2 separate regions of the Homo sapiens genome follow, and region 2 is linked to region 1. The links are chromatin contacts, found by Hi-C or POLR2A ChIA-PET in ENCODE. All regions are on one chromosome and are shown on one strand. Each heading gives the region's core, a stretch centred on a gene start or an enhancer-like site at or near the end of the contact. The rest is flanking DNA. Distances are from core to core; before and after follow the strand shown. Region 1 overlaps LINC02765 (long intergenic non-protein coding RNA 2765). Region 2 overlaps TMEM63A (transmembrane protein 63A).

Evidence for each region. A loop is a pair of places that touch in the nucleus more often than their neighbours do. ChIA-PET counts read pairs that join two places held with the same protein, here RNA polymerase II (POLR2A). Pooled maps may share reads with other maps.
Region 2: a loop to region 1 is called in a pooled map, with 3 times the contacts of the local background. The contact joins two enhancer-like sites. A Hi-C loop is called at or near these places in 3 of 50 pooled maps. POLR2A ChIA-PET finds 5 or more read pairs at or near these places in 3 of 52 experiments (OCI-LY7, activated CD4-positive, alpha-beta memory T cell and naive thymus-derived CD8-positive, alpha-beta T cell).

What each region holds. Positions count from the first base shown.
Region 1 is chr1:225,441,817-225,448,623 of GRCh38, forward strand. It overlaps LINC02765 (long intergenic non-protein coding RNA 2765), which reads right to left. Exons shown (of 3, transcript NR_187303.1): 3 at 6,188-6,769. Among named protein-coding and RNA genes, the nearest start is that of LBR, 17 kb to the left of the region's middle. RefSeq lists enhancers at 2,820-2,889, 3,390-3,439, 4,335-4,895, 4,896-5,456, 5,457-6,016 and a cis regulatory region at 2,994-3,533. Within about 2 kb of position 3,220, at least 31 of the 41 ENCODE cell types and tissues checked have a DNase peak (open chromatin) inside an H3K27ac peak, as active enhancers do; they include OCI-LY7, where a contact is called at or near this core.
Region 2 is chr1:225,844,773-225,851,579 of GRCh38, forward strand. TMEM63A (transmembrane protein 63A) reads right to left here. Exons shown (of 25, transcript NM_014698.3): 21 at 5,140-5,307; 22 at 4,125-4,240; 23 at 3,720-3,782; 24 at 2,262-2,441; 25 at 764-2,160. The coding sequence ends at 2,268. EPHX1 (epoxide hydrolase 1) reads left to right here. Exons shown (of 9, transcript NM_001136018.4): 9 at 374-791. The coding sequence ends at 575. Among named protein-coding and RNA genes, the nearest start is that of TMEM63A, 34 kb to the right of the region's middle. RefSeq lists enhancers at 1,134-1,944, 3,580-3,629, 5,458-6,004. Within about 2 kb of position 3,384, at least 12 of the 41 ENCODE cell types and tissues checked have a DNase peak (open chromatin) inside an H3K27ac peak, as active enhancers do; they include OCI-LY7, where a contact is called at or near this core.

The DNA.
Region 1 (6,807 bases), core at 1,970-4,469:
AAAAATGGAGGATTTTTTTAAGTAGTTGGAAGTTGGTGGACACTCCCGGGCAGGCTTTACACTTCCAAGGCAGAAGTCTGAGTTGCGTGTCCTGCTCTTGGCCTGGGCAGATGGTGCACAGCTCAGGAACCCTTCTAGAATGTCATTACTGTGTGCAGATAAAACTGAAAGCAAAGGGGCTGGAACCCTTTCCGTTTGTTCTGCACCTGAAGGAGTTCAGAGAGAATAAAACAATATCTGGGCCATTTTTTTTTTCTGTTTCAAGTCTCTAAACAGAAAGAACAACAACAACAAAAAAAAAAACTGATTTGTACGGGAATCACTCCAGGCATGACAGGATCAGGAGGTACTTTATCCTGAGGTTCCTCTGAGCCATTAATTGCCATGCTGAAGGTGAAGAAACTGAAAGAATGGTTGAATGACCTGCTCCGGTTGACACAGGGAATGAGTGCCTTCTCCTCTGCAGAAGGAGGAACACCCTCCACCATGATGCTCTCCAAAACACCTGCACAGAGCACCCTGCTGGATGCCAGAGCCCTGTGAGGGCTTCCTGGTGCAGGTGAGGCCCGGCACAGCCAGCAGAAGGACTTATCCTGGCTAACAAAGACTTGTGTTACATGTCCCCCTTCAAAACTGGTGCCACATGTCTGTGTGACCTACCTGCTGGCCTCTCACTGCTAACTGAAGACAGGCACTATTTCCCCACCATAGTGGTCTTTTTGTCCTTCTCATGATTTATTGGATGCATAAAACAAACACATGAGCTGGCTCACACCTGTAATTCCAGGACTTTGGGAGGCCGAGACGGGCAGATCACGAGGTCAGGAGTTCAAGACCCATCTGGCCAACATAGTAAAACCCCATCTCTACTAAAAATACAAAAAATTAGCTGGGCATGGTAGCAGGCACCTGTAATCCCAGCTACTCAGGAGGCTGAGGCAGGAGAATCCTGTGAACCCGGGAGGCAGATGTTGCAGTGAGCTGAGATCACGCCACTGCACTCCAGCCTGGGCAACAGAGCAAGACTCTATCTCAAAACACACACACACACACACACACACACACACACACACACACACACACACGGAGGGCCAAAAAAAAATGGTAAGGAAGAAGAAGAATGGAGGCAGAAAAGATGCCACCCTGGAGAGGTGACCTGGCTGCTGTGGTAACGTGGACATGCTCAGCGCGTTTCAGGACTGTTAGGTTTCAGGGTCTGCCCACCTGCCTCTCCTGAGAGGGGGGCGACAGAGAGCTGGCTGCGTGCAGGGCTCTCCTGGGAATCTGGGCTCTCAGCCAGGCCACCCCACAGAAGTGTTCAGGGGCAGGGAGTTGTATATCCTGGAATGACTATTTAGAAAGGATATAACAGAGGGGAGAGAAAAATAAGGAAATGTGAGGAGTTAGGTCAATGCTTGCCCCTTCCCACGGGCCCACCCATGGTAACGCTGTGGCTCGCTGCAGGCCAGCCAGTATCTGGGAATACAGAGACGCATGATAGTGTCTTTCTACTCTGATTACAACTCCACTAGGTGCCAGCATTTTGCATGCAATCGCTCTATTAATCCTTTCAATGTCCTTGTGAGATAGGTCCATTTATCCCCATTCCACAGGTGAAGAAACTGAAAGAATGGTTGAATGACCTGCTCCGGCTGACACACGGAGTGAGTGGCTGAGCTGGGAAGAGAGACCAGTGGCGTGTAACTCAGAGTCCACGGTGTGTGATGTATGAAGGACTAAGAGAGACCAGTCAGGAGCAGCCGGAATCCCATCTGGAGCCTAAAGAGTTGTCTTTGGTGTAGAAAGTGTCTACCCCACCCCTAATTATATATCCAGTGAAGGCTGTTGCTTAACGTGGCTGTTGGCTCATAAACTGTAAGCACTATGAGAGCAAGTCTTTTCATCTGTGACCTCGATGTCCCCCTTGGTGCCATGGGCTGTGCCCATGTGCGCTAAATACACATGATCAGCCTATTGCTGTTTGGCCAGCTGTCTTTTTTTTTTTTTTTTTTTTTTTTTTTTTTGAGATGGAGTTTCGCTCTTTTTGGCCAGGTTGGAGTGCCATGGTGCAATCTCAGCTTACTGCAACCTCCACCTCCTGGGTTCAAATGATTCTCCTGCCTCAGCCTCCCAAGTAGCTGGGATTACAGGCATGCACCACCATGCCAAGCTAATTCTGTATTTTTAGTAGAGATAGGGTTTCACCATGTTGGCCAGTCTGGTCTCGAACTCCTGACCTCAGGTGATCCGCCTACCTCTGCTCCCGAAGTGCTGGGATTACAGATGTGAGCCACCATGCCCAGCCACCCAGCTGTCCTTTTAGGACACTTTCTGTACTCTCTGTAATAACAGAAGTCCCACACCAGGGCTGACTTTATAGAACCCTAGTTCCAAACTCTCTTAGTTCTGTCAGGAAAGCATTTGCATTTTTTTTTCTCCCCCGAGACAGGGTCTTGCTCTGTCACCCATGCTGGAGTGCAGTGGTGTGATAGCTCACTGCAGCCTCAAACTCCCCCAGCTCAAGCAATCCTCCCACCTCAGCCTCCCAAGTAGCTGAGACTACAGGCATAAGCCACCACACCTAGCCAGAAAAACTCTTTCTTTCTTTCTTTCTTTTTTTTTGAGATGGAGTCTTGCTCTGTCACCCAGGCTGGAGTGCAGTGGCTCGATCTTGGCTCACTGCAATCTCTGCCTCTCAGGTTCAAGCAATTCTCCTGCCTCAGCCTCCCAAGTAGCTGGGATTACAGGCATGCGCCATCACGCCCAACTAATTTTTGTATTTTTAGTAGAGATGGGGTTTCACCATGTTGGCCAGGCTGGCCTCGAACTCCTGACCTCAGGTGATCTACCAGCCTTGGCCTCCCAAAGTGCTGGGATTACAGGCGTGAGCCACCGCACCCGTGCCAGAAAAGCTTTTTTCTTAATAGCTCCCCTGGGAACCTCAGTTCTACCACCGAAGGTATACAATCACTCCAACAGATAACAAATCGACATTGTCGTGCATAAATGTAGAGCTGATCCGTATTTCATGTCAAAGGCCTGGACTGTGTGAAATTGGCTGGTATTTGTTCCAGAAGCACTTGTTCATGTTGAAGATGGGGCAGTTCTGAGTGGGTTAGCAGGCTGACGAGCTTGGCTCAGAAGCCGCTCACTATTGTTTGGGCTTTGCTTTTGACTTCACATCCTGAAATAAATGGTCGTTGCAGACCAGGCACGTGAGCAGGAAGTGGGCAGGGCTTAAAACACAGAGAAGTCATAACCTCTGCGGTTTGGTTCATGTTGTAATATGAAAACCAGGAAGCTTATCTTGCAGGAGGCTGATGTGTAAAAGTTCAGAATGGAGTGGAGCCCTCCCTCTTGGCACCCTATGCGCGGAGTCACCCTTTGTCTGCCACAGGAAGCACCCAGGTCCTGGCAGCTAGAAAACTGTAACAACTTGGAAACATTTCCCAAAATGTCATCATGGCATCAAAATGAGACAATCAATTTCTTGCAAAATTGTTTGCAAGAATACAATTTGATCAAAAGTAGAGTTAGACTTTTTTTTTTTTAAGACAGTTTCGATCTTGTTACCTAGGCTAGAGTGCAATGGTGATCTCTGCTTACTGCAACCTCTGCCTGCCAGGTTCAAGCGATTCTCTGCCTCAGCCTCCTGAATAGCTGGGACTACAGGTGTGCGCCACCATGCCCAGCTAATTTTTGTATTTTTAGTAGAGACGGGGTTTCACCATGTTGGCCAGGCTGGTCTGAAACTCCTGACCTCAGATGACCTGCCTGCCTCGGCCTCCCAAAGTGCTGGATTGTAAGCGTGAGCCACTACGCCCAGCCGAGTTAGACTTTCTCTAAGAACAGCCCCTCTGTGTGTTTTAACTTAAGTGAGAAACAACATGGGTGAGTCAGTGGTTGAAGGCAAGAGAGACACGGGAGAGACACTGATGCCCTGTCCATCCCTTCTCTGGGCCTCAGGGCATTCCAGCAGGTAGAGAACTCCACCCTCCTGCCTGCCTATCAGTCTGCTTGGTCTTGAAAGTCTGCTGCACAGAGTGGGTAGTGGCCATCTGAATCAGTGCTAACACAAAAGCTAGACAGCAATGCTTACAGGCTAGCCAGGAAAATGTTTTTACCAGAAAATTGCTTGAGAAGAGAACACAGAGTTTCAGTAGGGACATGACGATTGAGGATGGAAATGCTTGGTGAAGCAGAACATCCTGGCGTAGCCACAAGAAAACACAATAACCTTAAGGCAGTCACTCGAAGGCATCCTGGAGCCCCAGGCAGGGAGCATTTCACTTCACCAAGGCGTCTGGGGCCATCAAGTGGGAGAAAAAACTGAAGCCTAAAGCTCCTGCTACTGCTCTCTGAGCTCCCAGATCCCTGTACCTGACACCTGCCACACCTGGCTCGGCAGGTAACTAAGACTGGAAGAACCAGATGAGGAGTGGCTCTGCCACACTTATTTGAGAAAATGTCTGAGTAGTATCTGTCCAGCTAGGTCTTCCTGAGTTTCCCATGGCTCTTAAAGATTAGACATCATTAACTGAGTTTCCCAGCAGCACACCTGCCTGAGGTAGATTACAGTGTGGACTATTCCCTGTGAGAAGCTTCCTGCAGCATAGCGCCAGGGAAGGGCTAACCAAGATCGTGTCTTTGCAAAACACCTTTCAGACTGCAGCACCCCCAGGGTGAACTTCAGAGTCACTTTGATCTCAATTAGCATTCTTGGATATTATAAACAAACACCTAGACTCCCAGGGAGGGGAAAATCAGTACCCCAGGAAAATCACAGGAGATGGAGTTCTCAGGGCTTTATCACAGGCTGGCCATCGAAAGCCACAGGGAGCCCTCAGGCTAGCCAGGGTCACATCTCACCTCTGCCCAGCCACCCCAGGTGTTTCCTAGAAGCCCCCCCTTTTCCCGCTTTGGCCTGCCTGGCTCTTTTTGGCTTCTGAAAACAAAGAGAGGAGCTGTGTGCAGTCAGCCTGAGACACGTGGGAAGATGGTTGCTGCCCCTGCTGGCCCTAAAGCTCCAGAAAGCCAATGCCACCGTGCAGGCGGTGGAGAGCATATTCTGATATGGGAGGAGGAGGCGTCCGCAGACCCCTAGTTCCTAACTTTGGGTCATGGCCAAGGGACCTCCTGGGGAAAACTGCGTGCTAGAGAGCCGGTGAGCATATCTTAAGTTAGGCCCAAAGGGGACTGGGTGGGTTTCTTCCTCCAGCACCCCTGCTCTTCCCAAGAGGAGCCCCTTTCCTTCCCTGAGCTTCCCCTTCCCAGGCTCCTGTTTTGACAGGATGCCTGGGTCTGATCACAGCCACAGGCCCGTTTTGGGCTGTGTTCCCCCTGGAGTGTATTGGCCAAGGAATTCCTGGAGCATTTGAAGAAAGGCCCCTTCCCAGGGGCAGTATTCCTCCTGTAATTAAAAGGTTGCATTTCAAAGACACTTTTAATGACCCCAACCGTTGTTGCCAGAAAGAAAATGCTACAGAAGACGTGACTGACAGATTGCAGGGAGAGTGTTCAGCCCAGTGCTGGTGCAGATCCCCGTGAGGACACAGGAGCAGGGGGTTTTGTCATCTTGAGGACCCATAGCTGACCGATGTTCATGCACGCAGGAGCATGTGTACCAGGCACCGGTCTAGTGGGAGAGTCAGAGGAGGTTGCAGCGGGCACAGAGTGGGCATGCTGTGATGGAGGCCAGGCGCCTGCAGGGGAGGACATCCTTATCTATGGGACCTGGCAGGTAGAGGGGAAGGCACTCCCTAGGGAAGGGCCAGAACAGACCTTAGAAGGGTGTATACTTGGGATTTAGATGAAGGAGAAACCTCCTTTCCTCTCACTTCCCTCTCTCCTTGTTCTTCCCTCCCCGAGGGCCCCTCCTAACCCACTCCACTGCACAGCCTGCAGCTTGGCCAGAGTTCCTTCCCTACCAGGACTCACTGTCTCGCTGGGGCCTTGAACCCTCTCCCCCCACCAAATAAGGTGCTGGTCTGGAGCTGAGCACACACCACAGTGGCCAGTTATGGTCAGTCTGTCACTCTGTTCCTTCTCATCCGAGAACTCAGAAAGCATTCACTGTCACTGGGCTGCGATCCCAGAACAGCCGCTATTCAAAACATCTTTATAAGGTCTGATTCTGCCTCTGCCTCACCCCAGCCCAGCAGAAGTCGACTTGGCTCTGGAAACATGATGGATTTTTATTCAGTGTTTTATTGGCCAAACACATATCTTCGGGATAAGATCTTCGGAAACTCACAGGGTTTGATGGAAATGCTCACAGCCTTCTTCCACACACATCTCTGTCATCGCTGGCTTCTGGACTTTTCGTTACTTTAGCCTGGGATAATATTCATCCTTCACTTCATCTGACCGAGACACAAGGAAAGTTTATACCTCAAACTATGCACGAAGCAGAGGAAGCTCAGTTTCAGGGATCTTTGTGAGGTTGTCCTGGATAAGGGTCCCGTGAGTCTCTCAGAAATTTGTCCTCCCAGAGTCAATTCAACCTGGGGACTTGTCATAGCTCTGTGGCCTCAAAAGCCTCTCATTCCCAGGCACTGTGACGGGAACACTGGGCTATTGTGTGACAGGGCTAGCTAGCGTGTGCACAGCTCTCGGCTGGGATCAGAGAGAAGTTTGCAGGCAGACCCAAGGTTTTAGAATCACAGAAATCTTCACATCTCTTCCCTTCCCAGGACCCTCCATCGTGGCTTCTGGCTGAGATTTTAGGAGAAGGATGCTCAGTCCAGTTGGTTTTCAGGTTGTGTCCACTCTGGTGAGAAAAGAGTCCGGCTTGGTGGGGGTGGGCAA
Region 2 (6,807 bases), core at 2,134-4,633, 400 kb after region 1:
TCGAGGTGTTTGGAGAAAGCCCTCATGGAGGGACCAGGTGCCTGGCTCCCGGGCGGCCCTCAGTACCGCTCCCCAGTCTAGGATGCTGGTCTGGAGTGGCACTGATGGTTCTGGGATTTCCAAGTCTCACATGGAAACCCTCAAAGGTGGGGATTTAGAGGCTGTCCCATGCCCCTGCCTGGGTGGCCCTCCCAGAAAAGAGAAGGCCCTCAGTGAGGGGAGAGCGGTTGAGACCCTGGATTTGTCCTTTTCTTTATGGCTCCTTGTGGGTGGGCCAGCTGATCTCACCCCCAGGCGCTTTAACCCCCTGCTGTGCAGGACGGAGGGGCGCAGGGCCACAGCCTCACCCCTCCGTCGGCTCTTTCACTTCCAGGATGAAGGTCTATGTGCCCACTGGCTTCTCTGCCTTCCCTTTTGAGCTATTGCACACGCCTGAAAAGTGGGTGAGGTTCAAGTACCCAAAGCTCATCTCCTATTCCTACATGGTTCGTGGGGGCCACTTTGCGGCCTTTGAGGAGCCGGAGCTGCTCGCCCAGGACATCCGCAAGTTCCTGTCGGTGCTGGAGCGGCAATGACCCACCCCTCTCCCCCCGCCTGCCACCTCCCCCCACAAGTGCCCTCCAGGCTTTTCTTGGGGAAGATACCCCTTTTCTGAGGAATGAGTTTGCCTCCGTCCCCTGCCCATGCTGGGAGCCCACGCTCACCCCCTCACCCCTCCAAGCTCACTCCCCAACCCCCAACTCCGTGTGGTAAGCAACATGGCTTTGATGATAAACGACTTTACTCTAAAAGCGGCTGGAACTCAGTGACATGAGCGTGCGCTGACCCCACATGGGGCCCCCTGTGCAAGCAGAGCTGGCCGGCCCCTCCTTGCTGGCAGAGGCACGGGAGGCCTGCTGGGGATGAGGCCACTGGCCAGGGCTATGCTGCACCAGACCAATGGCACCGCCCCCACCCCTCCCAGCGCAGGGGCAGCTTGGAGCAGAGGCAGCACTGGCCACCACTGCGGGGGCAAGTCAGCGTCAAGAGAGTCCCTGAGTGAGAAGGCCCAGATAAGCCCAGGCCCCCCAGGCCAGCGGACAGGCACAGGCAGGGCCTACAGAGGTGCCAAGGCCCCAGGCCAGTTGTGCTAGGAGCCTGGACCTGCTCTTCCACACCCCCATCCCGCCCCTACTGCACAGGCTTGTGCCTTGGTGCCCCCTGGAGGCAGCAGGGAGGAGGCTTCTCAGGCAGAAGTCTTAAGTTGCATCCCATTCCCCAGAATCCCCAGGAGGGAGAAGAGGGATGGGCTGCCCCTCCTTCCTGCCAGAGCCACAGCTCAAGGGCAGTGGGATGGCCCTGCACCCAGCCCAGGTACCCCTTCCTCTGTGCCGACCATGCTGTCCTTTGGCTCCGAGGAGGCCCTGAGCACTGCCCACCCCCACACCTTGGAGGGAGCAGACGGAGGGGGTGAGTACTGCACAGAGCCTGCCTGGAGGTGCAGACTCATGCACTCAGCCCTGAAGAGGTGAGAGAGGCTGGATCTTAACTGTGGTCCAATGGGCATATTATGAGTGGTCCTTGTCCCTGCCTGCTATGGGGTAACCCTGACCCAGCTAGCGTCCCTGACAACATGATACAAAAACACAGAACTCTAGCGGGATACAGAGATGTGTGCACAGCTGGCAGGAGCACTGGCCACCTCCCAACCTGTTCCCCATAGCTTACTCCTGGATGTAGCCTGGAGGGACTGCTGGGCTGGGGAGGGACTGGCCATGGAGCAGGGAGCTGGATGCCAGCGGGACCTCAGACCTGGACTGCAGCATCTCTTTGGTTATCGGTTGTGTGTGTGCTCAGAAGGGAGGAGGCCTTCCCCTTGTTACATCTCTCTCTCCATATATTCTCCCGGACTCATCAGTTTGGGGGGCGAAAAGTCCACCACATGGTCTTGGCGACAAACCACTGGGGATGTCACCCCAGCTGCAGAGCTGGAAGCTTGTGCCGGAGGGGAAACTGGGTGAGCAAGGGAGGGGCGAGGCCTGCCTGTGCTCTCCTCACCACTGCTGGGACCAGAAAAGATGGGCACCTGATAGCTCAGCTGGGCAGTCCCAACGCATTCCCACTCAGCCAAGGGCCTGAGCCCCAGGCCATTCTGGTTGTGTCTTTTCAGAGCAGTGAGACCTAAAACAGATGGGAAGAAGTCATGAACTTGGGAGTCAGGCCGCTTCACCTGTCTTCTCACCCCACAGGCTCCCCTGAGCCTGGCCCAGCCAGCAGCTCACCCAGCCTCAGGCCTCCTGGGGGGCAGCAGCCACACTGCCCGTGGCGCTCTGCGCCAAGCACTGTCCAGGGATAGTCCCGCTGATGTTGTGGATGGCACCATAGGTCTGCTGCTGCTGCTGCTGCGGAGACAGTGCTGTCCTCTCCGAGGCCAAGCCGTTCAGAATCCGAGGCACGTAGGGCTGTCAGCAAATGGATTTGTGCTTGGCCTGGACAGGCATGAGCTTCCACACTGCATCCCTCCCCTCCTGCCCTTCTCCCAACAGGACACAGACAGTGGCCATAAAGGACATATGAAGAAACACCGACATCCATTTAGGACATTAAGACCGAAAATATGACACCTGCAGAATTTCCTAGCAGCCAGGGCAAAAGAGAAAGCACAGTTATACAGTTCTCATGATCACAGAAGGAAGCACAAGAGAGCAGTTCTCAGAGGAAACTAAACTTCCTAGCCCTGGATCCTAGGAGGATTTCTCACTTTGTAGAAGAAACAAGTCTACCTATATAGGGGGGCTTAGAACGCTGCCCTGGGACCCCTGGGATGCTCAACATATCTGTGTGAGTCTCATTTTGAGTCTCATTTCCTCCCAATCCCAGGCTCCAGCCACTGACCCCAGGCACAGAGCCCTGCCATACTCCTCCTGAGACCCTGGCTGTGAGGGCTTGACATCATCCACCTGTCCTGCATGTTCCCTGCTTGGCCAGCATAGCCACAGGTGTGTCGCTGGGTAATGAGTCCTTCTGAGGCCCTCCCTTGTTTGGAACTTGTCCAAGGACAGACACCGATAAGAGAGCCTGACACCTGGGAGGCAGCCACCAGAAAGAACCCTGCAGATGAGGTCGGCTCTGTCCTGGCCACGGCTGTCAGGAAGGCTGGTGACTACAGCTCTGGAACCCTGGGGCTCTGCTTTCCCTTCCCAGCCCCACCCTAGGAGCAGGACCCTGGAGGCTGTGTGCAGAGAGAACTAGGAAGGCAAGGAGCCCTGTGTCTCTCTACCATGGGGTCTTCCTCTGAAGCAGGTGCAATGTTCATTTCTTGAATTCAAAGGGAAGTCTGCCTGACACCCTCTTGGAGCCTAGTGGAGGACCTCGCACAGGCAGGTGCATCGCTGATGACAAACCTTTGTCAAACCCTAGCGCCTTACCATGTGCCTTCACTAAAGCCCCAAACTCACCAGGCATTAAATATGCAGAGAAGGAAAGAGAGCAGGGAACTGAAACCAAGGGGGATGGCCATGAATCGAGACAAGACTCTATCTCCTCAACAGTTTCAAATATGCAGGTTAAAATACCCAGGGGGACCAGGATTCCTTCTCTGCCATTAATTCACAAACTTGCCTGCCATGTGATCTTAGCAAGAGATGATCAAAGATTTGCCGGGGCCCATCTGGTTGGGACTGTTACAACCAAAGCAAAAAAAAGGGCGACAAGCTCAGAGGCTGAGGGGCACAGCTTACTGTGAACGGTGGGGGCATGTGGGCCTCTGCCTCACTTCCTTTGTCACTTGCAGGCTCTTCTGTCTGCAGATAACAGCAAAAACTTGCGATGATAAACAAAACTGATCTCTGTGAACAAACACCCTCCAAACACACAGACTATTAACACCCGGAATAATAGTACCAGCTGGCACCAAGCTCCCCAGCAGCCCGAGAGAGGATGGGGTGGGGGAGTGCAGGGATGAGGGGAGGAAGGGAAGCTACACATGGCACCCAACCACCCACGCCTTTCCCATGGAGAAGCAGAATCTGGAGAAGGCTGCTGCTGTGTTGATACAGACAAGGGTGGGCGGGGTTGACAGCGAGCCCGTCCCACCATCTGTTCCTCCCAGGGCTTGACCGGGCAGTGGGGTCGGGGGCCTTTACTTTGTAGTTCAGAGGGCTGAGGTGCTTGAAGCATCCAAAGCAGGTGTGAGCCAGGCAGACCAGGATGGTGAGCAGCAGCACCAGGAAGGTGAACAGAGTGGCGGGGGCCTTCATACCTGGTGATAGAGGGTGGCTAGCCTTGGGGTGGGCAGGGAGGGGCCACCACCTACCCTCACCCTGCTGAGGAAGGGGCCGCACCTGGTGTGGAAACTGCCCGTGACTTCTCCCTCAGGCAGAAAATAAAGGTAAGGCCTAACCCCCCACCCCCACCCCTCAACTCCAGCAGCAAGGATGGTGTCTTCACAGCCAGGAACACACAGAGGGACCCACTGAATGACTGGCATCATCCCTGGTCAGATTTCAGGCACTGGGGTGCCAAGTCAATGGCAATTCTTCAGCCTCCTTGCTGGTCCGTTCCCTCCAGTCTCCAGTGCCCTGGGCTAGAGAGGATGGACCCTCCCACACCCCCAGTCTGACCGGGGCAGACGTGTCTTTCCCCCAGGAGTGTCAGTTTTCTCTCCTCCACGTCCCCACCTCTTCCATGCCAGGAGGTACAAGGAGCTGGGCCCAACCACCAGCCTCAAAGGGCAAATCTGGATCAGCTTCCCCATTTCCTCTGGTTCAGTCCCTGCACAGCTGATAAAGGCACTATCTTCTCTCCAGGGATGTATGGGACAATTGACCAGGCCTTCACAAGGGTTACACCTGCACTCGGGCTAGCTTAGGAGCCAGGCTGTCAACACCACACCCAACCAGCCCCTCACCCTGGGTATCATGTTTTGATTGGACACCTAACCAGTCCTCACTCTGGGCACCACATTCTGACTAGACATGTAACCAACCCTCATTCTGGGTACCACGTTCTGATGGGACACCTAACCAGCCCTCACTCTGGGCACCACATTCTGACTGGATGCCATGCTGATGCTGTGAAAGCAATGAGGGATCTGACTGGCTGGTGGGGATGCAGGGCTGGGAGGCCAAGGGCTGGCCCCAGGTCAGAAGGGCTGCTCACCCAGGCGCAGGAAGGAAAAGAAGTAGAGCCAGAAGAGGCACAGGATGGGGGCTGCCAAGGCCTGGTTCACAGCGGCAAAGTGGATCCCCTTCTCCAGCTTGGCTGGGAGGTAGACGAAGTAGAGGTTGTGCCGGTCCACCATGTGCTTGAGCAGGATGTAGATGAGGCCTGCAGGGGATGGGGCTGTGAGCTGGAGACCTCGCAGGGCCACACAGACACCTCTGTCCTCTTCCTCTCCGGGGCGGCTATTTTGGCAAGGAGCCAGGGCTGGGGCTGCTGCTCTACTGCCTGAACACAAAATGAGGCATCCTGCACCTCTGGCTACTAGTTTTTTTTCACTTTCTCTCTCCTACCCACTTCCTCACTTATCTGTGACCCCAAGGTGTAGGGGATCGGTCAGGGTGGTGGGAGAAAATTTAAGATAAAGTTATAGGAAATAGACACAAACCTTCTTGGAAAGCCGAGAGGTTTGCATAGCTTCAGTAAAGGGTTTGGCTGAAGGCAGCTGAATTCTCTTAAAAGCTTAGGGTGCAGATACATAGGAATGTGGGGGAGTTTACCTAAATAGCTTGTTTACTCATGTGGTCCTAAGACCAACCTTTGATCATCCACTGGTGCATGATTGCTCGCTATTCAGGGGGTCGGCAATGTTAATTACCCTCTAGTGGTGTTTACTCGAGACCTTTGTCATTTAGTCTGTACTAAATAAATGCGAACTTCGCCTGGCATTGAGGACTACACTGCAGACTCAGGCTGCAGAGCCCCTTAGCCGCACTGACAGGCAAAATATCTGTCAGTGTATGTCTGTCTGTCTGTTTTTTTGAGACAGAGTCTCTGTTGCCCAGGCTGGAGTGCAGTGGTGCGATCTCGGCTCACTGCAAGCTCCGCCTCCTGGGTTCATGCCATTCTTCTGCCTCAGCCTCTCAAGTAGCTGGGACTACGGGCGCCTGACACCATGCCCGGCTAATTTTTTATATTTTTAGTAGAGATAGGGTTTCACCATGTTAACCAGGATGGTCTCGATCTCCTGACCTCGTGATCCGCCCACCTTTGCCTCCCAAAGTGCTGGGATTACAGGCGAGAGCCACCGCACCCGGCAGTGTATGTCTTTCATCCGTCGCTGGGTCAGGGTCTGTGGGACAGACCCTGCACCAAGGGAGTCACAGTGTCTGTGATCCTGTCCCCACAGAACACTAACATTCCAGAATCATCTTGGAAAGAGGCTGTTTCACAGTTGGATGCCTGGCCTCAATTCCTCCCCAGCCCTTCCCATGCTGAGCCCCTGTATGTCAGTGCTCCCACACCCCTGGCCTTCTCCCACCCGGCTGATCCCTGCCCTCATCACAGTCAACAGAGAATGAGGCCCAAGGGTCTTACCCCAGGGGTGGCACAGGAGCACACAGGGGACCAACAGAAAGTGGGTGCTGCCTTTTCTATTATGCCAGGTTCTTTTGTTTTTTTATTTTTTATTTTTTTTGAGATGGAGTCTCGCTCATTGGTCAGGCTGGAGTGCACTGGTGCAATCTTGGCTCACTGCAACCTCTGCCTCCTGAGTTCAAGTGATTCTCCTACCTCAGCCTCCCGAGTAGCTGGGATTACAGGCGCCTGCCACCATGCCCAGTTAATTTTTGTATTTTTAGTAGGGACAGGGTTTCATCATATTGGCCA